Regions from separate parts of the Homo sapiens genome. Here region 2 is linked to region 1. A link is a contact called in ENCODE Hi-C data. All regions are on one chromosome and are shown on one strand. Each heading gives the region's core, a stretch centred on a gene start or an enhancer-like site at or near the end of the contact. The rest is flanking DNA. Distances are from core to core; before and after follow the strand shown.

The links. A loop is a pair of places that touch in the nucleus more often than their neighbours do. Pooled maps may share reads with other maps.
Region 2: a loop to region 1 is called in a pooled map, with 7 times the contacts of the local background. The contact joins the promoter of S100A11 here to the promoter of TDRKH in region 1. A Hi-C loop is called at or near these places in 2 of 168 maps with a recorded cell type or tissue (B cell and naive thymus-derived CD4-positive, alpha-beta T cell) and 13 of 50 pooled maps.

The regions. Positions count from the first base shown.
Region 1 is chr1:151,787,518-151,794,284 of GRCh38, reverse strand. It overlaps TDRKH (tudor and KH domain containing), which reads left to right and starts at 3,785. Exons shown (of 13, transcript NM_001083965.2): 1 at 3,785-3,905. TDRKH-AS1 (TDRKH antisense RNA 1) reads right to left here and starts at 3,536. Exons shown (of 2, transcript NR_146292.1): 1 at 3,040-3,536; 2 at 1-470. RefSeq lists a silencer at 3,841-4,100.
Region 2 is chr1:152,033,648-152,040,414 of GRCh38, reverse strand. It overlaps S100A11 (S100 calcium binding protein A11), which reads left to right and starts at 3,411. Exons shown (of 3, transcript NM_005620.2): 1 at 3,411-3,502; 2 at 6,615-6,767. The coding sequence starts at 3,500. RefSeq lists enhancers at 1,791-1,950, 5,048-5,342 and a silencer at 3,908-4,202.

The DNA of each region.
Region 1 (6,767 bases), core at 2,536-5,035:
AGTGGCTTCTGGGGCACTAGCAATGTTCTGTTTCTTGATCTGCTGCTGGTTACACAAATGTATTCCATTTGTGAAAATTCATCAAGATATATACTTGTCATTTGTGCATTTTTCTGCATGTATATTATAAATTAATTTTTTAAATTGTGGTAAAAAAAAAAACCATAATGTATACAATTTAAAAAATTTTTAGGCCGGGCGCAGTGGCTCATGCCTGTAATCCCAGCACTTTGGGAGGCCGAGGCGGGCGGATCACCAGGTCAGGAGACCGAGACCATCCTGGCTAACACGGTGAAACCCCGTCTCTACTAAAAATACAAAAAATTAGCCAGGTGTGGTGGTGGGCACCTGTAGTCCCAGCTATTCGGGAGGCTGAGGCAGGAGAATCGCTTGAACCAGGGAGTTGGAGGTTCCAGTGAGCCGAGATCGTGCCACTGCACTCCAGCCTGGGTGACAGAGTGAGACTCCGTCTAAAAAAAAAAAAAAAAAAATTAATGATCAATGGAACAAAATGAAAAAAATCCAGAAATAGACCCAAATACATATGGCAATTTGGTATTATAAAGGTAGCATTCAAAAACAATGGAGAAAACATGGGTTATTCAATAAGAAGGATTTGAATAAAACAAAACAAAATTGGATCTCTATCTCACACCTTTACACCAAAATAAATTCCAGATGAATCAAATATTTACATATACAAAGACACTATCAAAGTACTTTTTAAAAAAACATAGGAGCTTTAAGAATAATCTTAAATAGTGGGAGACTTTACTAAAAATTATATGAAACACAGAAGTTGGCCAGGCACAGTGGCTCACGCCTGTAATACCAATACTTTGGGAGGCTAAGGCGGGTGGATCACTTGAGGCCAGGAGTTTGAGACCAGTCTGGCCAACATGGCAAAACTACTCCGAGTCTACTAAAAAATACAAAAATTACCCAGGTATGGTGGTACATGCCTGTAATCCCAACTACTCAGGAGGCTGAGGCACGAGAATCTCTTCAACCTGGGAAGCAGAGGTTACAGTGGGCCAAGATCATGCCACTGCACTCCAGCCTGGGCGACAGAATGAGACTCTGCCTCAAAAAAAGAAAGAAAGAAACCCAGAAATTATCAAAGAAAATATTGATAAATTCAATTACATAAAAATTTTTAACATTTGCAAAGAATAACCATAAACAGGCTGAGGGCAATGGCTCAGGCCTGTAATCCTAGCACTTTGGGAGGCTGAGGCAGGCTGATCACCTGAGGTCAGGAGTTGGAGACCAGCCTCAAAATATGCAATATACATAGAACAAACTTGGAAAAGGGAAAATACTTGTTATATGTATAAACAATATACATAGAACAAACTGGGAAAAGGGACATACTTTTTTTTTTTTTTTTTGGAGATGGGGTCTCGCTCTGTTGCCCAGGCTGGAGTGCAGTGGCAATCTCGGCTCACTGCAACCACCGCTTCCCCAGTTCAAGTGATTCTCCTGCCTCAGTCTCCCAAGTAGCTGGGATTACAAGCGCTTGCCACCATAACCGGCTAATTTTTGTATTTTTAATAAAGACGGGGTTTCAGCATGTTGGCCAGGCTGGTCTTGAACTCCTGACCTCAGGTGATTAGCCTGCCTCAGCCTCCCAAAGTGCTGGGATTACAGGCGTGACCCACCACACCTGGCCGGGGAAAATACTTTTAACTTATATACAAACAGCAAGTATTAAGAAATGACCCTATAACCAATAAAAATATGAACAGAATATAAAAACAGAGAATTTACAAAAAAATTGCCATTTAAATATATTAAAAGATGCTCAACTTTACTTATAAGAGCAATGAAATTTTATCTTGCAATGAGATAGCATTTACACTATCAGATTGTCAAAAATCAGGAAGTTTAACAGCACCAGTGTGCTATCAAACAGGTTCTTTTCATACATTGCTGACAGGAGACAAAATTGGTAAAATTTCCAGGGAAGGCAATTTGGTAATACTAACTAAAATCATTTTCAAAAATTGCTGGTGGGATTAAAATTATAAAAATCTTTGTGGGAGGAAGGGAATTTACAAAATTTTATCTATCCAAATGAAAAAACAATGCACACATTTCTTTAACTTGGCACTTGCATTTCTAAGTATTTATCATACACATATGCAAGAGGGAAATGAAGTATCCTTGCATATCAATCAAATGTTAAAGGACTGGTTAAATATATCTTCATATATCCCTCAGGCATACTATGAAACTATCACTATGAGGCAGATACGTATATGCTGCTACGGAAACATTTCCAGACTGTATCAAAGAAAGTTGCAAAATAGTATGTATGTTATCAACTGGGTTAAAAAAATATATGTGTGTGTATATATATATACACTTTATATATTACACATATACACACGTTAACTATAGAATATCTTGTGAAATTTTTCACAAGAAACTGGTAACCCTAGTTGCCTTGAAGGAAGGAAAATTTATTCACTATAATAACCTTGTTTCTTCTGAATTTTGTAGAATGTAAATGTATTACTTATTCAAAACGCATACACATTTTTATATTAATAGAAAGCAAAACCTGAGGCCCAAAGGCATCTGCCTAATTGACAAAAGATACAACCTTGCGTTCTTTCAGCAAATATTTATTGCTCATCACCTGCCAGGTATTGTGATGGAAGCTAGTGCGGAAGATCCCCCAATGACCAGGATCGCCCGACCCCTGTTCCCAGGGTGAGCCCCTAGCGCGGAGCGGGGACAGGGTGGACCGAGTAGGGCGCAGTGCTGGTCTCGCGAGGCTCCCTGCCCCACGGAGGCAGTAGCAGGACCCAACCGTTCCTAACCGTCCAGGGACCAGGACAGCGTCTGGAATAAAATCTTCCAAAGCAAACTTCCGCCTGCGGAGACCCGCTCCCTTCCTCGCCCCCACAGAAACGCCCCCCGCCACCACCCCCTCCCCCGGCGTAGGCCTTCACGCTGTCGCCTCGACCCGTTTCCTCGAATCCCCAGGGAAGGGTGGGCCCCTGGCGCCCCTATGGCCCGCCGCCCCCTTACCACCGCGGTCGGAGCCCGGGTCTCACTCTCCTGCCGCTGTTTCGGGCCACACCGTGTGTCCGTGCCTCCGCAAAGGAATAGAAGAGTGGGTCCTCGCTCTCTGCGGCGCACCGCTTGTCCCTTGACTTCCTGTCCATCTACAAAGCCTATTTCATGTTTTCCAGAAAGAAAACGTTTTCCGTGTCTCTTGAGTCCTCATCGCCATATGCGGGGCGGGACCGATCTATGCAAAAGATCGCAAGAGAAAACTGATGGAGCATCGCCCATCATGAGGCTGCTCTCCCGATGGTCACTGAGTTGTGTTGTGGCACTGTCTTTGTACAAAGACACCAATTTTTGCGAACGGTGCCACTCATGATTCAACGCTCTCATGCCTCGGTCCCAGCTGCTGGAGCGCAGATTTTCCTCCAAGGGTTAGAAGATAGAAAACTCCTCGGTAATTGGCCTAGAGGTGGTCTGCGAGGACGCCGGGAAGCTTGTAATTGGCTGTTTAATTCTCAGCAGGTGCGGTCTCAGTTAACAACATCTGCTTTTCCTGGATCTTATTGGCTGACAGGGTGGGCCTGCTTTGGATTCCATCCGGGTAATTGGGCAGCGGCTAGCAGCAGCCACGTCGCTCAGGGGCAGCCCGCGGAAGGATTGGTTGTGACGGGAGAAGGCGATTGGTCGGACTGCGAGCAGGGTGTTGATTGGTGCTGTCGGGCTGCGGGGGCGGGGAAGTGGCGGCTGAAGCGCCGCCGGCGGGGCTCACTGTGGTGGTGTGAGTGGGAGGCGGCGGCGCTGGTGGCTGCAGCTGGGGTGAGGCGCGAGGCGGCGCACTCGACGGCTGACTGGAGCAGCGGTAAAGGCGAGGATGGAGACCGAAGGTTTGGGGAGTGGGAAAGACAGGGTCATGGGCAGCCCTGGCCACTAGGAGACGGAAATGCGGGAGCGAGGGAAGGGAGGGGTCTGGCGTGCCCCGGGGCGAGGGAAGGATGTGGGGCGCAGCGGGGGAGTCAGAGCCCTGGGCTGTGAGACGCCGCTCGGGGGCAACTTGACCCACTGGGAACTCGTAACTGTATCTGAGGAAGATGCTCCAGTCACCCGCTTACGCCACAACGGACCCGGTGCGGGAGCGTTTGTGTTTGCCCTGAGTCAGTTCAGACTCTTCCACTGGGCCTTTTTGAGACTGAGAGCTGCCATCCGTATATCACTTTGCCTTTAACTTTCCCCAGCTTTTTCTTTAGTTATCGCTAATAGGATGGCTGTTTACAGTCGTCAGAATAATACATTGGGGTTTTTGTTTTTCCAGTATCCCTCATTCCTTAATCCAGGTATCATCGTGGGGGTTGGCTGGAGACCCCTATTTCAAAGACTGACTTTTAGACCCTTTCCTTGTTTTGAGAGAAAGGGGTTGACACTTTTTTTTTTCTCGTGAATTTAAAATAAACGTACCAAGGATGAGAACATTGAGCTGCTTCGATTCAAGCATGTCACCATGTTGTAGGTTCTTTGTAGGTTCTGGTTATTAGGAGATACTGGAATGAGTTATCTATGCTTTCATGGAGCTAACAATGTGATTTGACTTCTCATCACATCCTATTTGACTCCTGTCATTTTAAATGATAAAGTAAGCCTTAGCGATGCATATCAGATAGTTTTTGGCAATTGTTCAATACAAATGTCAGGAAATTTCAAAGTTAGCTTTCACTGAAAACCATTATCTAACCACATTCCTCACTGAACAATGATCCTCATCTTCTCTTCTTAGCTTCCCCTAGAAACTGTGGTCTTAAGTTCTAGTATTTTCCTCCTTCCCATTCAATTTTTAAGTAATAAAATCAAACACAAGCTAGCAGTCAGTACTATGCAGTTATCCCCGTTTACATTATATTATTTTCCATTTCTCTTTAAGAGAAACTTATAGCTGAAAGGATATGAAAATTGTGAACAAAACCATAGTGACAGATCAAGTAGAGTCTCATTTTTTGAGACATCAGCTGATAACTCAATTAGCACAAATTCATTTGTAATGTTTGAAGAGGAGTTAGTGAAATTTACCTTTTGCTTCAAATAGAAGTCGGCCAAAACCGCACCTATAATCTCAGCTACGCCGGACGACTGCGGGAGTTCAAGGCTGCAGTGAGCTATTATCATTCACTGCATTCCATCCTGGGTGACAGACCAAGGCTCTGTCTCTAAATAAACAACAACAAACTCTCCAATTCATCTGTTCTCCATCTCCATCATTGACACCTGGACTAGGCCCTGATTGGTCTCCTGCAGCCACGGTTGCTGCCTTCAATTCATTCTCCTCACCACGGACACAGATGTTAATCAAGAATGACAAGCATGGCATGTGTTATCAAGGGATATTGGGGATTCTGTGGAAACCCATAGCAATGTAATTCAACCCAGTGTAGGGGGTCGAGATTGAGGGGCCTTGGCTGCAGAGACCCCTCTGCACTTGATCTTGATAGTGTCAGAACTGGAAAACAAAAGTGCTGCTAGTCCTTTGGGCCTCTGTAAAGAGGTGTGATTATGACTGGCCATCAAAACAGACTTATTTCTATTGCACACTGTATTGTGTAGAAATGACTAATGAGCTGTGTGATCTTAGATCAATCCTTTTCTATCCCTTAGCCGCAGTTTCCCAAATTGCAACGTTATTAATGGAATCAAATAAGTTCTGTAGTCCCTTCTAGTTATAAAATCTTGTGATTTCTATGCCCCATAAGCATCAATTATGGCCAGTTTTTAAAAGCAGACAGCATGAAAATACAGATCCAGTTTATTCTTGTTCACAGGGCTAGATTTCAGTTTCCCAAAGCCCTTAAGACCTAAAGACTCCTGCCTGTCAAGATCTTCCTTGCCAGACAGGAAACTCCATGAAGGCAGCTGCCAAATCTATCTTGACTGTTGTGTCCCGAGGGTCAAGCACACATCAGAATTCGATATTTATTGGCTTGAATAAATGTCCATTTAGTGCAGTTCATTCATGTAGTATAGGTTTGCGGAAGAAAAGTGAGTTGTATTTTAATGAGATGATTTTCAACTATACACCATCTAAGAAATAAACCTTAAGGTTCTAGCTACTTTCAACTGTCGCATTGACCAAGAATTTATACAGTTGTCCCTCCCTTCGTTATTTGCAGGGGATTGGTTCCAGGAACCCTGCAGAACCCAAATCCATAGATGCTCATGTCCCTTGTATAAGATGCATATTATTTGTATATAACCTACACACATCTTGCCCTATACTTTTTTTTTTTAAACCCCTTGAGACAAATTCTCGCTCTGTTGCCCAGGGTGGAGTGCAGTGGTGTCATCAGTTTACTGCAGCTTCCACCTCCTGGGCTCAAGCCATCTCCCACCTCGGCCTCCTGAGTAGCTGGAACTACAGGTGTGCAACACCACGCCTAGCTAATTTTTTTTTTTTTTTTTTTTTTTTTTTTTTTGTAGAAACAGAGTCTCACTATGTTGCCCAGGCTAGTCTTGAATACTTGGTCTCAAGCAGTCCTCCTACCTTAGCCTCTCAAAGTGCTGGGATTAACAGGCATGAGCCACTGTGCCCAGCCTGTTTTGGTGTTTATGTTTCCTAGACTATGAATATTTCCAAGTAGAAATTCTTCTTCCTCCTTCTGTCCCCAACGTGCTCAGCACACAAGAAAGAGCTAGCACTATTTAACCAAGATGCATTAATAATGGAAACAAGCTTTGCACTTTAGTGGTCATATAAGAAAATACCT
Region 2 (6,767 bases), core at 2,162-4,661, 250 kb before region 1:
GTGTCTTGGTCACACCCCTGTTATTGCATTTGTCACTGTACTGTGTCCATTTCAGAATCAACCCAATGCTACACAGAGATCAGACTGCACATAAGAATTACCTTGAGCCATGGAAGTTCCTACATTTATTTCCTGATAAGCCCTTTTACCCATCTGTATATTATTTTTGTCTCTTGCTGTCAGTTTACCAGCTCTCACTCATCCTCAGCTCCTTGCTGGCTCCAGCCCTTCAGTTTGATTCATTGTTTGCCTGCTTTGACAAATCTACCTTGCCTGCTACCTTTCCTGAACTCTCCCTCCTTTGACTGATAACCTAGAAATGAACCCCTTTCAGCGTGACCCTGGGGAGCAGCTGTCAAGCAGGCAGCCCTAACTGGGTGGGGCTGATCCCCCAACCTGGCTCTGAACAAGTCATACTTATTTGGTTTAGCTTTTTCCTTTGGTTTCATTCAAGCTACTTCATGGGGCTGAAGAGTTATTGAAAGAATAAATGTCATAGAGAAAGTAAGAAAAACTAACAACTAGGTTTAGGAAGAACAAAAACGCTAATGAAGTCAGACTGCAGGCTCTTCACTCCCAGTGGTTCACCATTTTCACAATTCAGCGAACACCCAAGTAGCCTTTTCTTTAATTTACAGTTAGCAATTGGCTTACATTCCCCTCTGTCTATTTCTTCCAAATTTCATAGCTTCCACTTACTCATGATGTCTTCTCCATAAGTTTTATTTGCCATGACTTCATGGTTCTGTCTATGCAAATGTTCAGCTTCAGCTCTTCTAAATGCCTAATTTTCTATGTGCTTCTAATTTCAGTTTCCCAAAAACAAGAAGCTTTTTGGCCCTAGTTCATCTTTCCATGTTATGTCATGAAACATCCACTACCAGCCATCCTATAGATTGGCAGTGCTGGTGTCCAGACTAACTTCAACCCAGTCCACTCTAACAGGGTCACAGTGTGTCAAATCATGCAAAACTTGGCCACCTGGGCTGCCCCTTGAGCACAGGTTCTAAGTGAGGCATTTTCTCTTAAAAAGAACTATAGTGGCCGGGCGCAGTGGCTCTCACCTGTAATCCCAGCACTTTGGGAGGCTGAGGAGGGCAGATCACGAGGTCAGGAGTTCCAGACCAGCATAACCAACATGGTGAAACCCCGTCTCTACTAAAAATACACAAAAAATTAGCAGGGTGTGGTGGCGCACACCTGTAATTCCAGCTACTCAGGAGGCTGAGGCAGGAGAATCGCTTTAACCCGGGAGGCGGAGGTTGCAGTGAGCTGAGATCACCCCGTTGCACTCCAGCCGCCTAGGCAACAAGAGTGAAACAACGTCTCAAAAAAGAAAAAAAAGAAAAGAACTGTGGTGTGTAAGGCCTCATGATTGAGTTATGGAGTAATTTAGACAAATGATTCCTTAATATGTTGGGATCATAAATTTTTCTGAGAATCAGATGAAAGATGTGGACTCTTCGCCAGAAAAATTTCTCTTATGCAAAAAATTTACATGTAACTTTAAGGTATTAAGGAACCCCAGCAGCCGTTCATGTAACACCCCCCACCACCAAAGGTTTGAAGTCTATTACCTGGCACTTGATAAGAACTGTGAGTCAAAAAGGCATTTAGACTCAGTGGCTCCAATGCTTTCAAGCAGGGAAAATGGTAGAGTGATAGTACCCTTAGCAGAGAAGACAGAAACAGGTTTGGGGAAAACTAGTTATTCCTGAATTATTGAGTCTGAAGTGCAGGTGGGACTCTCAAGTGGATTCATAAACAAGTAACTGAAAATGTGGGTCTGGAGTAGCTGAGAACTGAGATGGAGATTTGTCTCACGTGCTCAGGGCACCTGTGAGAGCAGGTGCAGGGAAGCAGTTCACACAATGCCTATAGCCCATTATCTTTCATTTGCGTCTACTCTGCAGTTTTTGGAGACCTTTCTAAGCCCTCACTTTACTTGACAGTCCTAACAATCTTATGAAACAGGAAAGGCCTATCTCAAGACCTATTACAAATAAGGAAGTGGAAGCTCAAAGGAGTGACAAGTCTGGTCAAAAGTATTGCAATGAAGTAACAGACACAAGACTGGAACCCAAGTCTTCTGATTCTTAATACAACTCCTAATTTCATTGCAAACTGCACACAGATAAATGCCTTACTAGCACGGATCAATTTTTAAGTGCAGTAGTTTGGTTTTCGGATTTTGTCTTTGTGGCTGTCCTCAGTTTACAGAAAAGTTTGAGAGAGAGGGGTGGCAATTGTCCCTTGACAATAATCCCCAGTAATCCCGTGGCAATTGATTTGGCAATACTCACCACTGTTTACTGTTAAATATCTTCCCTGTGGAGCAATAGAGAGCCCCAACTCCTAGGAACTTGTCTACAATTCTGACCCGCACTCTGTCCTAACTAACACTCTTGGTTTTGTTTTTTGTTTGTTTGTTTTTGAGATGGAGTCTTGCTCTGTCGCCCAGGCTAGAGTGCAGTGGCGCGATCTCGGCTCACTGCAAGCTCTGCCTCCGGGGTTCACGCCATTCTCCTGCCTCAGCCTCCCGAGTAGCTGGAACTACAGGCGCCCGCCACCACGTCCGGCTAATTTTTTGTATTTTTAGTAGAGACGGGGTTTTGCCGCGTTAGCCAGGATGGTCCCGATCTCCTGACCTCGTGATCCACCCGCCTCGGCCTCCCAAAGTGCTGGGATTACAGGAGTGAGCCGCTGCGCCCGGCCTGTTTTTGTTTGTTTTTTGAGACATTGTTCCGCTCTTGTTGCCCAGGCGGCTGGAGTGCAACGGCGCGATCTCAGCTCGCTGCAAACTCCACCTCCCGGGTTCAATCGATATTTCTGCCTCAGCCTCCCAAGTAGTTGGTATTACAGGCGTGTGCCACCACGCCAGGCTAATTTTGTATTTTTAGTAGAGACAGGGGTTTCACCATGTTAGTCAGGCTGATCTCAAACTCCTGACCTCATGTGATCTACCCGCCTCGGCCTCCCAAAGTGCTGGGATTACAGGCCTGAGCCACCGCGCCCGGCCCACTGCTGTTTCCAAAAGAGACCTTTTTTGCCTATCTAACCTAAATGCCCAGAATGAGCTCATACATGGGAAAGACCCACGGACATGGACAGACTTCCCGAAGACTACTGTGCAAAACTTATAATTCTAAAAAGTCAAAAATCTTCAGGAATCACAGGACGGGGTGGAGGGGGCCGGGGGGAAAGAGGAGGGAAAAGAGGGAAAGGAGGGAGAGTGAGACTGCTTAAATCGCTGGAGAGGACGGTGGGTTTATTTGAGTCTTAAAGCTCAGTTCTGTGGTTAGCGCCGGCCGCGGTCCCAGGCCCAGCCCGGGAGGCGGGGAGGGGCGGGGCAGGCGCGGAAGCTGTCTGAGTAAGGCTTGGGCAAGGCTGGGCCGGGAAGGGCGTGGGTTGAGGAGAGGCTCCAGACCCGCACGCCGCGCGCACAGAGCTCTCAGCGCCGCTCCCAGCCACAGCCTCCCGCGCCTCGCTCAGCTCCAACATGGTAAGCCTCACTTTTCTTCTTCTTCTTCTTACATGAAAAGAAAAAGAAAAGAAAAAAAACCCACATACTTCCCAGCAGACTTTATCTTTGACTTATGTGTGGACGTGGCAGGAAACAGCAGGAAAAATCAGCCTCGTGGGAGGGAACTGGGGAAGAAGGGATGGAAGGATGAAGCCCTAAAATCATCCTTGGGGTGGCCGCCTAGGGTAGCAGCGGAGGTTCTTTAGCCTTCCCAGTCACGACAAGGCCCAGGGCTGGGGAAGAGGAAGTGCTGGCCGCTCACCGCGCGGGGGGGGGACCCGTCGTGGGTCACTGCCTCCAGCCCCTCGCCCGCGGTCTCCCGGGAGCCCAGAGACGCCTAGGAGCAAGTTTAAGGCAGGGGGCTGGAAAGCTGCGAGGGGTCACTAGTTATTTCTGTACACCAGAAAAGGGACATTTTAGAACTTGGTCGTCTAGCCCCAGGGAAAATCAAAGTTTCAGTAAGCACCCGGCAGACGGCCAAGACCCAACGGGACTGAAACTTTAGCCCGTCGCCGCCCGCAGCGCCGCGGCCAAGAATGTGGGAGGAACCCGGTCCCAGCTGAGCCCTCTCCTCCTTCCTCTTCCTTTTACCCCACCATCTATTTAGGCACTCACTCCGTAACTTATTTTTCTCTTCTTATCTCCTTTCATCTCCCAGTTGAACTCATATTTTCCATAATTCCACCTCCAAAATCTCTTTCTTTACCTCTCCTTAGTGGAGAGTCAGCAAACTGGCCCGCGGGCCAAGTCGGGTTTTCTGTTCTGCCCACAAGCTAAGAATAAAGTTTACATTTGTAAATGATTGAAAGAAATCAAAAGAAGAAAAATACTTTCTGACATGTGAAAATTATGTGGAAATCAAACTTCAGCGTCCATAAATGAAGTATTGGAACAGAGCCACGCCCATTCCCTTCCATACTGTCTGGGGTTGCAGTCCTGCTACAGCAGGGACAGAAAGCTCCGGAGGGTGTTGGTTAAGAATGAGAAGACAATAGTTGAGGTTTTTAAAATTGCTACGTCTTTTTCATCGTATTTTTTTCTTTCCTCAAATGTTGAGCGCTTAGCATGCATTTTTAAAAATTATTTCACAGTATCCGTTTATCATAATGTTTGCTCCTTGCTATCGCCATCCCCACCAAGTAAGACTCCAAGAGTGCCATGAGGTGTGGAGAGCGCCGGTTCTCCTCTCCTTCAGCCACTGCGCCACCCTGGGCAGAGCTTTCCGGTTTCTGGGCGTCCTCAGGACCCATCTCCAAAGTGCCCTGGAGCTCTACAAATTATGCCGTTCCATTTTAGTAATTTGATAATTGTGTCTCTTTCTTTCACTTTGGAGAATTACCTCTGGGAGGAAATGCAAAGAGGTTTTAATTTTCTCCTTGTGGCTGATAGCAACAGCAACAGTTTTCAAAAGAAAATAATCTCTAAATTACACCAAGACTGATGTTAAGGAGAGAAAAATGTGAAGCAGAAAGGCACTGTGAAACTGGAAAAGCAAAACTGTCTGCATTCTGGAAGGAAAAGGGGCAGGGGGAGAATCTGTAGTTCCAGAGAAAGGTGACAAAGCCCATGCTCCTCAGCCTGGTGTGGCCTCCCAGCCAGTCTCCTTCCTGTCATCTGATACCTTAGTAAGACAGGGAGATTTTAGGCCTGATATGAAGGGCATGTTGTAACAGAACAAACACATCTGTTTCTAGGCTGTGGTATTTTGTTTCTCCCCTAAAGGCCCCTGAACCTACCAACACTTTTCTTAATGAAAAGTTCAATTTAGAGCAAAACAAAAACAATCATCCTCCAACAATGTGATTCTTGGGAAAAAGTCCACCTCTCTTAGGGTTCAGGGGTTCTAACGCTGTAAGATGCAATGGGAGGCAAGACTCAGCTAGGATCTCTGCAGCATAAAGGCTGTACAGGAAGGAGGAATCAATCTGCAGCTGTGTAGCTAAGGGCTCAGATCAGTTCTTAGCACGTGTTAATTACGGAGTGAGAAAGCCTCTAGCTCTGGCCTCCAGGAAGTCCATCCTAAGAACAAACGAAAGGCTAAATGCTAAGTTGCAAATGTCACCATCCAAACATAAATCATTGTTAACGCTAGTAGGTAAAGTCTCAGAGGAAGGGTGTGGCCAGGCCGGTTTCCCAGAAAGTCTGTAATTGCGGCTTCTACCCACCAGAGGGAGGCCAACAGCTCCTCACTTTTGGGACCCTAAGTCCCCTTGGGGAACCGGATGACTGGGCCCTATAGAATTTCCTTGAAAAATTCTGCTGTGAGGAAAGAGCCCAGTACAGGATTTAAATCTCTTACATTGTAGATGCTGTGTAAGCAGCAACCTGAGAGCTTCCTGGTTTGGAGTGACCTCCAGAGAAGCTCCACCTTCTCTGTCACTATTTCCCACCAGGAAGTGGAAGCCTGCAAGGCTAAGGACTGCAGAAAGGGACTGGGAGGCCCAGATTCCAGGGCTGGCTCTGCCATATCCATTCCCTTCTCCTGTCCGTTTCCTCACATCTAAGATTAATGGTTCCTAACTCTTAAATATGAAAGCCATTTTCAAACATCTAAAAAGTTCTATCTCCCACTGCATACACAATGATAGCTATGCTTTTAGTTTTCTCTAAGGAAATGTGTGAGTCCCAGGAATTCGGTATTGCTTTAAAAAGAACTGACATTTCATTAATCACAAAAGCCTCCATACACTCTTGGAAAATAAGAAATTATTAACCTATAGACAATGTTTGGTGTGCATATGGATTTGTGGATATAGAGTTACACATGTATTTATCCACACATTTTAAAAATATGAGTAAACCTTGTCACCGTCACTCTCATCTAGGCAGTCTACTGCTTTTAAACGTGCCAGCAATGCTCCACATTTACCTTCCATATATTTCACCTGGAATAAACATGTGGCGAGGGGTAGGACGGAAGGTCACAGAGTGTGACTTTTTGTGGTTGTCTTGAACCCCTCAGCCCCTTGAAAAAATGACTCAGTCTTTTAGGAAACTGCTTTGACCTGAAATAAGAGTCCCTGGAGTTTTCTCCAGTATCCAGCCTTGACATCTTCCCTTGTCTGAGCCCTGCAATTTTTTTTCTCCAAAGGCAAAAATCTCCAGCCCTACAGAGACTGAGCGGTGCATCGAGTCCCTGATTGCTGTCTTCCAGAAGTATGCTGGAAAGGATGGTTATAACTACACTCTCTCCAAGACAGAGTTCCTAAGCTTCATGAATACAGAACTAGCTGCCTTCACAAAG